Linked DNA regions of Homo sapiens: region 1 is linked to region 2. Evidence: chromatin loops called from intact Hi-C (ENCODE). Cell type or tissue: IMR-90. All regions are shown on one strand. Each heading gives the region's core, and the rest is flanking DNA. Links, peaks and the distances in the headings are about the cores only.

Region 1 (5,396 bases), core at 323-5,322, 150 kb before region 2:
CCATGTAAATTAAGAATGGCATTTGTGCCAGGATCATCCTTCAAGGACTGAGCGTATTAGCGATACCAATTCTGGACATTCCTGCAAATGTAGGATACTTTTGACATGTAACTCTGACTCAAGCACTATCCATTTGCCTGGCCAAACTTTCTTAGAACTGTGGAGCAGACTGTGATCCTTTCTATTCAGTTTTTCTTCCTTTTCTTTCTTCTTCAAAATTGTCAGATATATACGATGGTCTGAAGGCTCCTCTTGTGTTTTTGAGCTTTCCTCCCTTATCTTCAAAAATATTTCCCCCAATATATCTTTTGCATATATAATTTTGTCTTGGTTTCTCCTTAGCAGAATACTTTGCAGCATAAACTGTGTCTTAAATCTCTTTAAATTGAACTGAATATTATGTACAAAATTTAATAAATTAACTCAAACAAAAACATGGATATAAAGTTAAAATATGTGTAATTATTGTAACGTGTGTAATTATTTCTATTATCATTATAAATTGTGAGATGACACAGGAGAACAGTAAACGAAAAAGTTATAAGGTGAATGAATTAATTAAATATTGACAGTTCTCACATTTAAACTATTGGAAGAAGTTAGGAGAAAATTCAGAAATTATTTCTTTAAAAGTAGTGAATAGTTTAGAAGGTAATCAGTACTACTTAAAAAAATTATAAAAATCAAGAATTGACTTTCTTACTCTGAGAAAAATTATGTTTTTAAAACGTAGATCTCCTAGAGACATAAGACATTATACATGGAGTTATTTAGATAAAGTGTAAAAGGATGTCAGTATGATAACTAAACATCCAAAAATATTTCTACCTATGGTGTCATGAATTTATTAGCAAATGTTTCTTCAACCTAAAAGATTCTGAAAATGAAGGAAAAAAATTAATTATTAGTGAAATGACATGCTCAGCTGCTCTTTATAGCAGAGGTTTTAATGCTGCAAAATCTGTACTGCCATAGCTACAGGGTACTGTCAGGCAGAATGTTGAAAAATTGCCTTTAGCAGTTAACAAGTATTTATTAACTTTAGCAACCCTAGTATGATAATTATAATTGCATAGATATTAAGAGTACAGCAAATTTAATAGTGTTATTTCAGTGTAACACACTATATTTATATAATACAATTTTTTGTTGTTAGACTATTATTTAGGAAGGTGCTTGAGAGATTTTTGTTTTGTGTTTATGTGTGATACAGTAAACCATTTGAGCAGAGTATTAGTCTTTCTACTAATAACATGAAGTTTAATTCTAAATAGATTAGACCTTGATAATGCCAAGTAATGACATATCTTATCATTTCAAAGTAGACACTTCCAAAATATCTTTGTTATTACAAAAATAATTTGGCTGAATTGAAAATAAAAAATTTCATTGAGAGTTAAACAAGTTTTTTTATAAAAATTACATATAAGGAATTACATCCACTTAAGGTACATGACATGATGAATTTTGACATTTGTATATACTCATGAAACTACCACTACAATCAAGATACACTACAATTGCATCATCTACAAAAGATTCCTCATTCCACTTTGAAATCCAGTTGTTTCCCCATTACAGCCTCAAGAAACCACTAATCTGCATTTTGTCACCATAAATTATAATATTTTTCATTTTTTAAAATTTATGTAAGTGAAAATATATAGTATATATTCTTTTAGGTGTGACTTCTTTCATATTGCATCATTATTTTGAGGTTCATCTGTGTTTTTGTATCAGTATTGTCTTTCCGTTCTATTGTTGAGTAGTAGACAATTGTATGAACAAACCAAGTTGAATTTACCATTCACCTTTTGATGGACATCTGAGTAATTTCTAGCTTTGGGCTATTGTAAATAAAACTGTAAAGAACATTAATACATGTCTTTATTTATATATTTATATAGATATATAGATAGATAGATATGTTCTCATTTCTCTTGGTAAATAGCTAAGAATAGCTGGAAAGCCTAGATTGTGGTGTAGATATATCTTAAAATTTTAAGAAGCTAATGATATTATCTTATATTCTCACCAATGATGTATGATAATTGCAGTTGCTCCAAGTTTTGATAAACACTAGAAATTTCCAGTCAGTTTGAATTTGCATTTTTCTGATAACTACTGATTTAGAATATGTGCTTATATGCTAACTGTTCATTCATATATCCTAATTTGCAGAGGGTCTGTTCACATATTTTGCACATTTTTAATTTGGTTGTTTGTCTATGTTTGTTTTTCATATGTTTGGCATGCCTTACTGAGTGGTAAAACATATATATATATATATACATACACATACACATATATGTTTAATATATATGTGTGTATATATGTTTAATATATATGTGTGTGTGTATATATATATATATACACATACAGATATTCTGTATAGAAAATCCATGTCGGATATATATTTTGTAAATATTTTCTTCTAAACTGAATTGTCATTTTTGTTTCCTCACAGTGTTTCTGTAAGAGTTTTTTATTTTAATAAGGCAGGATTTATGCATTTTTTTTGCTTTCAGTTTATGATCTCTGTGTCAGTGGCCCCATCTAAGAAGTCTTTGCTTTCGCCAATGCCATAAAAATTTTCTATTTTTTTCCTCTAGACATTTTACAGTTCTAATTTTTGCCATTAAGATTATTATTTCAACATAATTTGTGAAAAAGATGTTCTGTTTCCCATTAAGTTACCTAGGTACCTTTGTTGGAAATTATTTGACCATGTATATGTGAGTCTAGGTTTGGAGTCTATTTTTTTCTCTATAGATTGATAGGTCTATCTTTATACCATTAACAGAGCCTTGATTTTTTTATGTTTTTATTAAATCTTGAAATCAGGTGCCAGTTCTTCAATTTTGCTCTTTTTCACTGTTTCAGGTCTTCTGGAAAATCTGTATGCACATATAAAATTTAGAATCGGTGCCTGAATCCTACAGCCAGTTCTTGGCTCCAGAAAGCACTTGGAGAAGGGGTGAGTGAAGGGTTTGGGGGACTGCTCACTCTCACTGTAGGGCCTCTGGGATCCTAGCTGCAGGGGGCCTCATAGTCCCATGGATGTATGAGCTGGCAGAGGGAATTCCCAAGAGATTAGACAGAGGTGGAGCTGCAGCAGGCACAGAGCCAGGGACCTTTGAGTGCAGGTCAGCTCTAGTGAAACACAGCCGTAAGTGTCCACACCCCAGTACTTCTCCTCTCATTCTGAGAGTCTCTGGGCCCAGCTAACCATAGGGAAAAAGCTAGCCTGTTTCCCCATGGGACTGGGCATCTGTCCTGCAGGACTGCCTGCCCACCAGCCCCTCTTAGGGATCCTGCCTGGCCTCCCCTTAGGAGCATGTACACAGTACATCATTGGCTCTCTCATTGCAGCCCCTCTTAGGGATCCTGCCTTACGAGCATGTACACAGTACATCCACCCCTTAGGAGCATTTACACACTACAGCCTCTGCTTCCCAGCCTGGGTGCTTTGCTACACCTCAATGCATTTGCATCTCCCACTGCACGGGGAACCCAACTCTTTGCAGCTGAAGGAGGAACCCCAGGGCTGTGGCCTGTGGCTCAGGAGTGCTGAGCTAGGATCTGGCTCCTCACTGAAATGGATGAGGATCTCACACTCAGAAAACTGAAAAGGCTGAATTGCACAGCTTCACAGGCTGGTGTGGGATCCTGGCATGCCTCCCTTCATGGGGTTAGTATAGTAAGATTGTGGCCTATCTCCCTACCAGACCTCTTCCCATGGGACCCATGGCCCAAAAGACCTAACAAGGACAATAAATCATGGGAACAGTGCCAGTGATTTCAGGTGGGTTCCACAAGGTCCATGAACAAACCTACTTAACAGGTCACCTATCTCCCCTTTGTACCACAGAACACAGCTGCAAAGAGGAAGATAAACAAAAGAACCTCTTGGCTACCAGTCTAGCTATAGCCCATTGCTCTCAACCACCATCCACTGGATCGTAGCCCAAATTACACAAAAAGCAGGGCTAATTTGCCCCTCTGAGAAACCAGGAGCAAGAATTCAACAACAAAGACTCTGAACAGAGCCTTTGGTCTCTGAAAACTTCTAGAAATGAAGCCAACTGACTATACTCAATTTATACCACAATCTAAGGTACACAAGCCATCCCAGATAAGAAAGAATCAGCACAAAAACTCTGGCAACTCAAAAAGCCAGAACGTCCCTTTACCTCTGACGGAGCTCAGTAGCTCCCCAAACAATGCTTTTTTAACTAGTCTGAATTGTCTGAAAATGACAGACATGTAATTCAGAATCTGGATGGCAAAAAGCCCATTGAGATGAAGGAGAAAGTTGAAACTCAATCTAAGTAAGCCAAGCAATTCTGTACAGTTATTGAAAGCTGAAAGACAAAACACTCATTTTAAGAAAGACTCAAATTGAACTTTTGAGGTAAAATATTCACTACAAAAATTTCATAATACAATCAGAAATATTAACAACAGAATAGAACAAGCTGAGAAAAGAATCGCAGAGCTCAAAGACCAATTTTTCAATGCAACATAGTCAGACAAAAAAAAGAATTAAGAAACATTAGCAAAACCTCCAAGAAATATGGGATTACATAAAGAAACCAAATTTATGACTCATCACCATTCCTGACAGTAATGAAAAAAGAATAAGCAACTTGAAAAATATACTTGAGAATATAGTTCATGAAAATTACCCCAATCTTGCTAGAGAGGTAAACATGCAAATTAAAGAAATACAGAGAATCCCAGCCAAATGCTATACAAAATGACTCCAAGGCACATAGTCATCAGTTCCATCAAAGTCAACGCAAAAAAAGAATCTTAAAGGCAGCTAGAGAGAAGGGGGCAGGTCACATACAGAGAGAACCCCATCAGGCTAGCAGAAGACCTCCCAGCAGATACCTTACAAGGCAGAAGTGATCTGGGGCCTATTTTTAGTGTTCTTAAAAAAGAAATTCCAACCAAAAATTTTATAACCTGCCAAACTAAGCTTCATAAGTGAAGGAGAAATAAAATCCTTCTCAGACAAGGAAATGCTGAGGCAATACATTTCAACTAGACCAGCCTTACATGAGGTCCTTAATGGAGTGCTAAATGTGGATTTGAAAGAATGACACCTGTGACCACAAAGGCACACTTAAGCACATACCCCACAGGCACTATAAAGCAGTTACACAATCATGTCTATGTAACAACCAGCTAACAACATGATGAGTGGAATGAAACTGCACGTATCAACAATAACTTTTAAAATAAATGGGCTAAATTCCCCACTTAAAAGCCATAGAGTGGCAGGCTAGATAAAAAGACATGACCAAACCATCTGTTACCTTCAAGAGACCCATCTCATATGGAATGACATGAACAAGCTCCAAGTAAATGGGTGGAGTAAAATCTATTAC
Region 2 (5,396 bases), core at 117-5,116:
CTCTGTGGTTGATCATATTCTCTTTGGCCTTTTAAATAATCTGTTTTGTAATGGCCTTTTCATATCTCTTGACTATTTTTCTAATTGTATTCACTATCCCTTTTCACTGTTTTGTAAGTGTTATTGATATATTCTGAATACAAGTCCTTTGTCATTTAATTGTGTTGCGAAAAATCTTCTACCAATATGTAGCTTGCCTTTTCACTCTCTTAAAAATGCCTTTTAGTGAATAGCAGTTCTCAATTTTAATTTAGTGCATCTTGTCAATTCTTTTACATCCAGTTATTGTACTTTATCTTGTGCTTAGGAAACATTTGCCTACTCAAAATCATAATCTCCTTTACCTTTATTGTTTCTGTGGGCAAATTTTTATGCAAATACTTTATTGTTTTATTTTTCATATTCAGACCTACAGTCCACACGATTTCATCTATCTTAGAGACCTTTAAGTAGAGGCCACAAATCAATGAATTTGATCAGTAGTATATTTAGTATGCTCTTATTAATAAAATATTCCTCATTCTATTTTAACAGACTTTAATGGCAATGTAATTCAGCAATTTGTAGGCTAATTTGAATTGGTTATGATTTGTTGTGGCTACTTTCTGATAATATGTATTAAGGAAATCTGTTTGAGTAAGTTAGAAACCATCCTTTCACAATAGGATAGTCTTTCGGTAATAATAGGCAATCCATGCGTCATGTAATATGGATTTTCTTATATCTCATCCTACGTTCTCACTTTCAGGTAATGCTTTTAAGTTTATAGTATTGTAGGACTCTGTGTTGACTATACTCAATTTTTAGACAAAACAGAAACAAAAACACTAAAAAACAAAATTAAAACCTTGGCTTTCTTATTTTATAAATAAATGGGTCCTCTTGTTAGAAAATCTTCTTAGGTTATCAAAACCAATAATATTTTTAACATATCTTGACAATTCAAAAAATTTGTTAATTTGTTAACTAATGAAAACATGCAACATGGTATTATAAACATTTGGAATTTATTATTTTCAGAACTTTGTTTTAAACGTCACTGCTTTAGATGCTATTGCTTTTGTCAATTAAATACAGAAGGTTTATTAACAGTAGGATTATATGATTTCTTAACACTGAGGTTATGTATTTCTTATGATTGTTATGATTCCACAATTGTTAGTGGTAAGTACTGGAATCTCAAAGCAGCATGTTACAAAGACACTGTGTTGACTCTATGAGAATGAAGCAGGGACATCCTAAAATAGTGTCAGGGTACAGAGGGCTGTTTCTAAGAAATAAATGCCTTGAACTATTCCAGTCCTTTATCGTCTGTGACATCTACCTGTGTTTTCCTTTTTGCCTTCATACCATGTAGAACAACCTAGTCACTCTTACCTCCTCATATTTTACATTTTTCATAGTATAATCCTAATCTTTAATGAAAAATTATCATATGTACAAATCCTCTCTGGTAGCTTGAACCCAATGCTGGTATATGCCTTCCTAGCATTGTGAATGGCATTTTTATCCCTGATTTTAGTTCTAATCTTCTAGTTCTATGTTAAAAGAATTCCCTACCACCACACAATTCTGATAAATTATGACAGGACACTTGTGAGCTCTTCAGGCTTCTGTAGGGCTAATGCCCATTCCACTCACATAGGTACATGAGGAGTTTATTGCTCAGTAACATTTCTTGATCTAAAGTACCTGTCACTACTTGTCACATTGCATTTCAGACTAAAGATCAGCCTGCAGCCTTGACTCAAATGGAGCCTTGAGCCTCCTGAGAGTGGTTCTGTTTCATGCAGCTGCACTTCAGGCTTGTCTGTCCCAGGTTAGGGCTCTCCTGCCTCTTAGACTGCATTGCTCCAGGCGAGGCTGTCATTACAGTTGTTTCAGCTAAGTGAAGGAAAGGAGGCCTCAACAGGCAGTTTTTTTCAAAGCATGTAATTATAGACCCATTTTGAAAGTTAAATCTATTATTGGTTCTCTGCTTTACCCATTTTTATGTCAGACTTTGAAAGCATACTTATCAAATGTTCAGATTGCAGTATCCATCTGATATTATCAGACTCTAAAAATAATGTGATTAAAGACTAAATAAAAGAATGGTTAAATATGACAAAACTACAAAAATAATATTCCATAAAACTCAGGATCCAAGTGGCTACACTTTTGGATAATAGAAAGCTATAAGATAGCATAATATGCTACAAAAATAGTTCCACATTTTGATGTGTTTTTCATGTCAGTTCACATATAGATTATTGATTTTCTTACTTGCCAGCAAACCATATATAGAATGTGCCCAGTCAAGGACATGTCTAGGGCAGATGAAGGCCCTGGAAGCCATGAAGTGTGAGAAACAGTCAAAAGAAATAATGTTAAGATGAGATCATCCAGCGTGTATAATTTTGAATGGATATCTTAGCTGTTTTTAAACACTTAAAATATTTTTACATGCAATAAACAAAAGTGAATCAGTTGGCAGTGTTGCCAAGGAGTTAGATTTCATTATAAACACTAAAATCATGTATAAATGGTAGATAAAGAGTTGCTTTTGAAAAGTGGTTAAGAACTAGCTCATTGAGTACTATTAGAGAGAAACAGACCTGGAATAGTCAAAATACAACTTAAATTTTTGGTATGTAAGGGCTCTTTTAAATCTAAGATTCAAGCTACAATAAGACTTTTGAAATTTTAATTGGCAAGTTCTAGGTAAATGTAGTGTCCTAAAACTCTGTATATGCTTCTGATTCTAAATCTCACTAAAATTATAGTAAAGGAAAATTTTTTAGAGACAAATCCACCAAGAAAGAAAGGATAAAAAAAATGACAACAGAAACAAAATATTGGAGTACAAAGTAATAACAAATGATAGAAAAAAAAAGATAAGATAATTAGAAATCCATTTTGGGAGAGCTAGTATCTAAATAATAGGTGTTCAAGGGAGGGGGACAAAAAACAAAAATCAGAAATCATTAGTAGAATAACTGTAAAGATAATTGCAGACTGAAGAACTTCAATTTCTAACCTAAAATGCCCTAAAACAGGTCCAGAAACATACATATTTGATAGCTTAAATATATACAACAAAAAAATTTTTAAAGGATTGGATTGTATTTCTAGTTTTCTTTTAAAGAGTTGCGAGGTGTTTACAGATACTCTTGTATTTCTGCTATCACTAAACTAAGAAAATTCCCCAGTTATCCTGCTAATCCAAGAAAAATGAGGAAAATGTGGAACAGATATGAACCTAATCTGCAGCATATTGAAAACTATATTTTTCAGGTACTTTCAGAAAAGTATTTGTAGTGGGATATTCCATTTATTATTTGAGAAATTAGATGTTTCAATCATAAGAATGGTTAAAATGCTGTCTCAACTGCAGACAAGCAGGATGACTTTTCCTAATACTGGGTACATCAAAAGTATTCAGTAAGATCACTGTGATTCTTCATTGTATATTCTGGATAAATCACTTGCCATTACATTCACTATCTTGTTCTCATTAGCATTTTAATGTTCTCCATAGTCACGCCTCCTATGTTTGGGGAAAACTAACCAACTTCTTCTTCTAAGCCACTTGCCAGGGAAGGCACTGTTTTATTAATGAGGCTTTAATTAAAGAGACTCCCTACTATGCATACTTCTGAGCAGTTGTAAGGCACACAGGATTTGGGAATTTGATATGTTATTTATGCACTACTAAAGGCAAGAGGGGACAGGCAGTTCTGGCAAGAATTTTCAAGAACAGTTTTGAATTATTGATTTCTGATTATGAGTGAAGTAAGAAGAAACAGGTGTCAAAGGGGATGGACCTCAGACCCAGAAATCTGGAAAGTCTAGGTTTTAGGTTTCCTCTGGATGCTTATGAAAGTCATCTTTACCTTGACTCTCTGAGGTTGCTACAAAGATACTATTTCTGTCCAATTCTATAAATACTTTTATATGTCTCCTGGGAGCTATAGTGCACTGGTCTTCCTGGCAACCACAAGATAGTGAATATTAGAGTTTGATTTTGTCATGGAGTTAGTTTCTTAGTACTTTCATAGTCTTAACTTTAGCCCTGTTTGTCCTCTGTGTTTTGTGTATTCACAGAAGTTTTCTTAGGCATATCTAAGTTTTGGTATAACACATCTTAAGTTGAGGCTTTATTTTTCCATATGAAATATATCATGAATTAATTCACTTCTCCATGGAGTCCCTATACAAGAAAAGTTTTAGATCTTATAAATTGCTTTGTCAGTTTCAGAAAAGGATACAATATACCACTTTTATTTTCTTATTTATCAGTTTTTCTTTAGTTTTCATCCTCCCTTTGTCACAGTATAATACTCTTTTATGCTGATATTTTGTTGAAATTTCTTCTTTATTTTCCATAATACTGTTTTCTGTATACCTTGCTTTCTCTATATCCACTTTCTAATTTATTTCCATTTCCTCCCTATTTTACTTTCCATTTAAATGAAGTGCCATATGGAAAGGGGAAGAAAGACTTATCACTTTGAGGAACCTGCTATATGCCACACCTTACTGTATAGTAGACATTATTCCACTGCACAATAATAGAATTTTTTTAATGAACAGACTCAGAGGTTAAGTAGTACGTCTAACCACTGGGCAGTGATGGAGAAGCATCACCCGAATAAGGGTGAGGTACAGATCTAGTGAATGACAGCAAAAGTGAAGCAGACAACCCAGAAGATACTGCCCTTTCTCTTTAGATTTCAGGGAGATTTTAAAGTTTCAAGATTTTTTAAAATTAAGATGGTGATGGTTCTATAAAGAAACAGACAGATGTTTTTCCCTGACAAAAGATTATTGCATTCAGATGGAATTTCTAATGGATGAAGTATGAGGAAAGCATCAGCTAGCTGGGAGGATACTAAGCAGAGCTGTCCCAGAGATCACGGGTGCTTGTCAAGAGGAAGCATCTTTGAGCTCCCTTTGGTGATTATAAGTGACTGTCTGGTGGTTCATGAACTCTTTAAACAGGTAGACTCATTCTGTCACAAAATCGTGTAGAAAAGACATTCAGCTTCTTGCCATAGTTTGTCTTCTCTTCTGTCATCAATCCATGGTCCTTCTGACAACTGACCTTGTAACTTTTCTTCCCATTTTTTTTTCTTACTTTTCAGATTTTATACTCAGTCATACATCTTCAACTAAGATTTTTCCTTTCATACCTCAATCATGAGTATGTTCTCTTTTGTAACTGCTCAAGTCAGGATGCTTGATGCTCAGAAGTCAAAGCGTGGAAAGTGAGGTGTGGTAAAAGGAAAGCAGCTTTTTTTTGGTCAAATGCCTGCAGGTGGGAGAATGGCCAGGATCAAGCCTCAAAGGAACCATGAGAAAAATGTGTGGGAAAAATTTAGTAGTGAAAAGGAGGTGCAGATCTGTGTGTTGTG

What was found. A loop is a pair of places that touch in the nucleus more often than their neighbours do. Peaks named below come from ENCODE experiments on the same cell type or tissue, not always from the same donor. Only the 100,000 strongest peaks of a DNase experiment are listed, where the experiment ranks them.
Region 1: it touches region 2 in a loop (2.1-fold over the local background); 1 of 110 quality-filtered maps calls a loop at or near these places.

The regions. Positions count from the first base shown.
Region 1 is chr11:24,232,993-24,238,388 of GRCh38, reverse strand. No RefSeq gene overlaps it. Among named protein-coding and RNA genes, the nearest start is that of LINC02686, 32 kb to the left of the region's middle. In IMR-90, for the core only: a CTCF peak has its summit at 3,033; a DNase peak (open chromatin) is centred at 3,098.
Region 2 is chr11:24,079,435-24,084,830 of GRCh38, reverse strand. No RefSeq gene overlaps it. Among named protein-coding and RNA genes, the nearest start is that of LINC02686, 190 kb to the left of the region's middle. In IMR-90, for the core only: no CTCF peak of the experiment used is centred there; a DNase peak (open chromatin) is centred at 2,430; H3K27ac peaks cover 1,588 bases.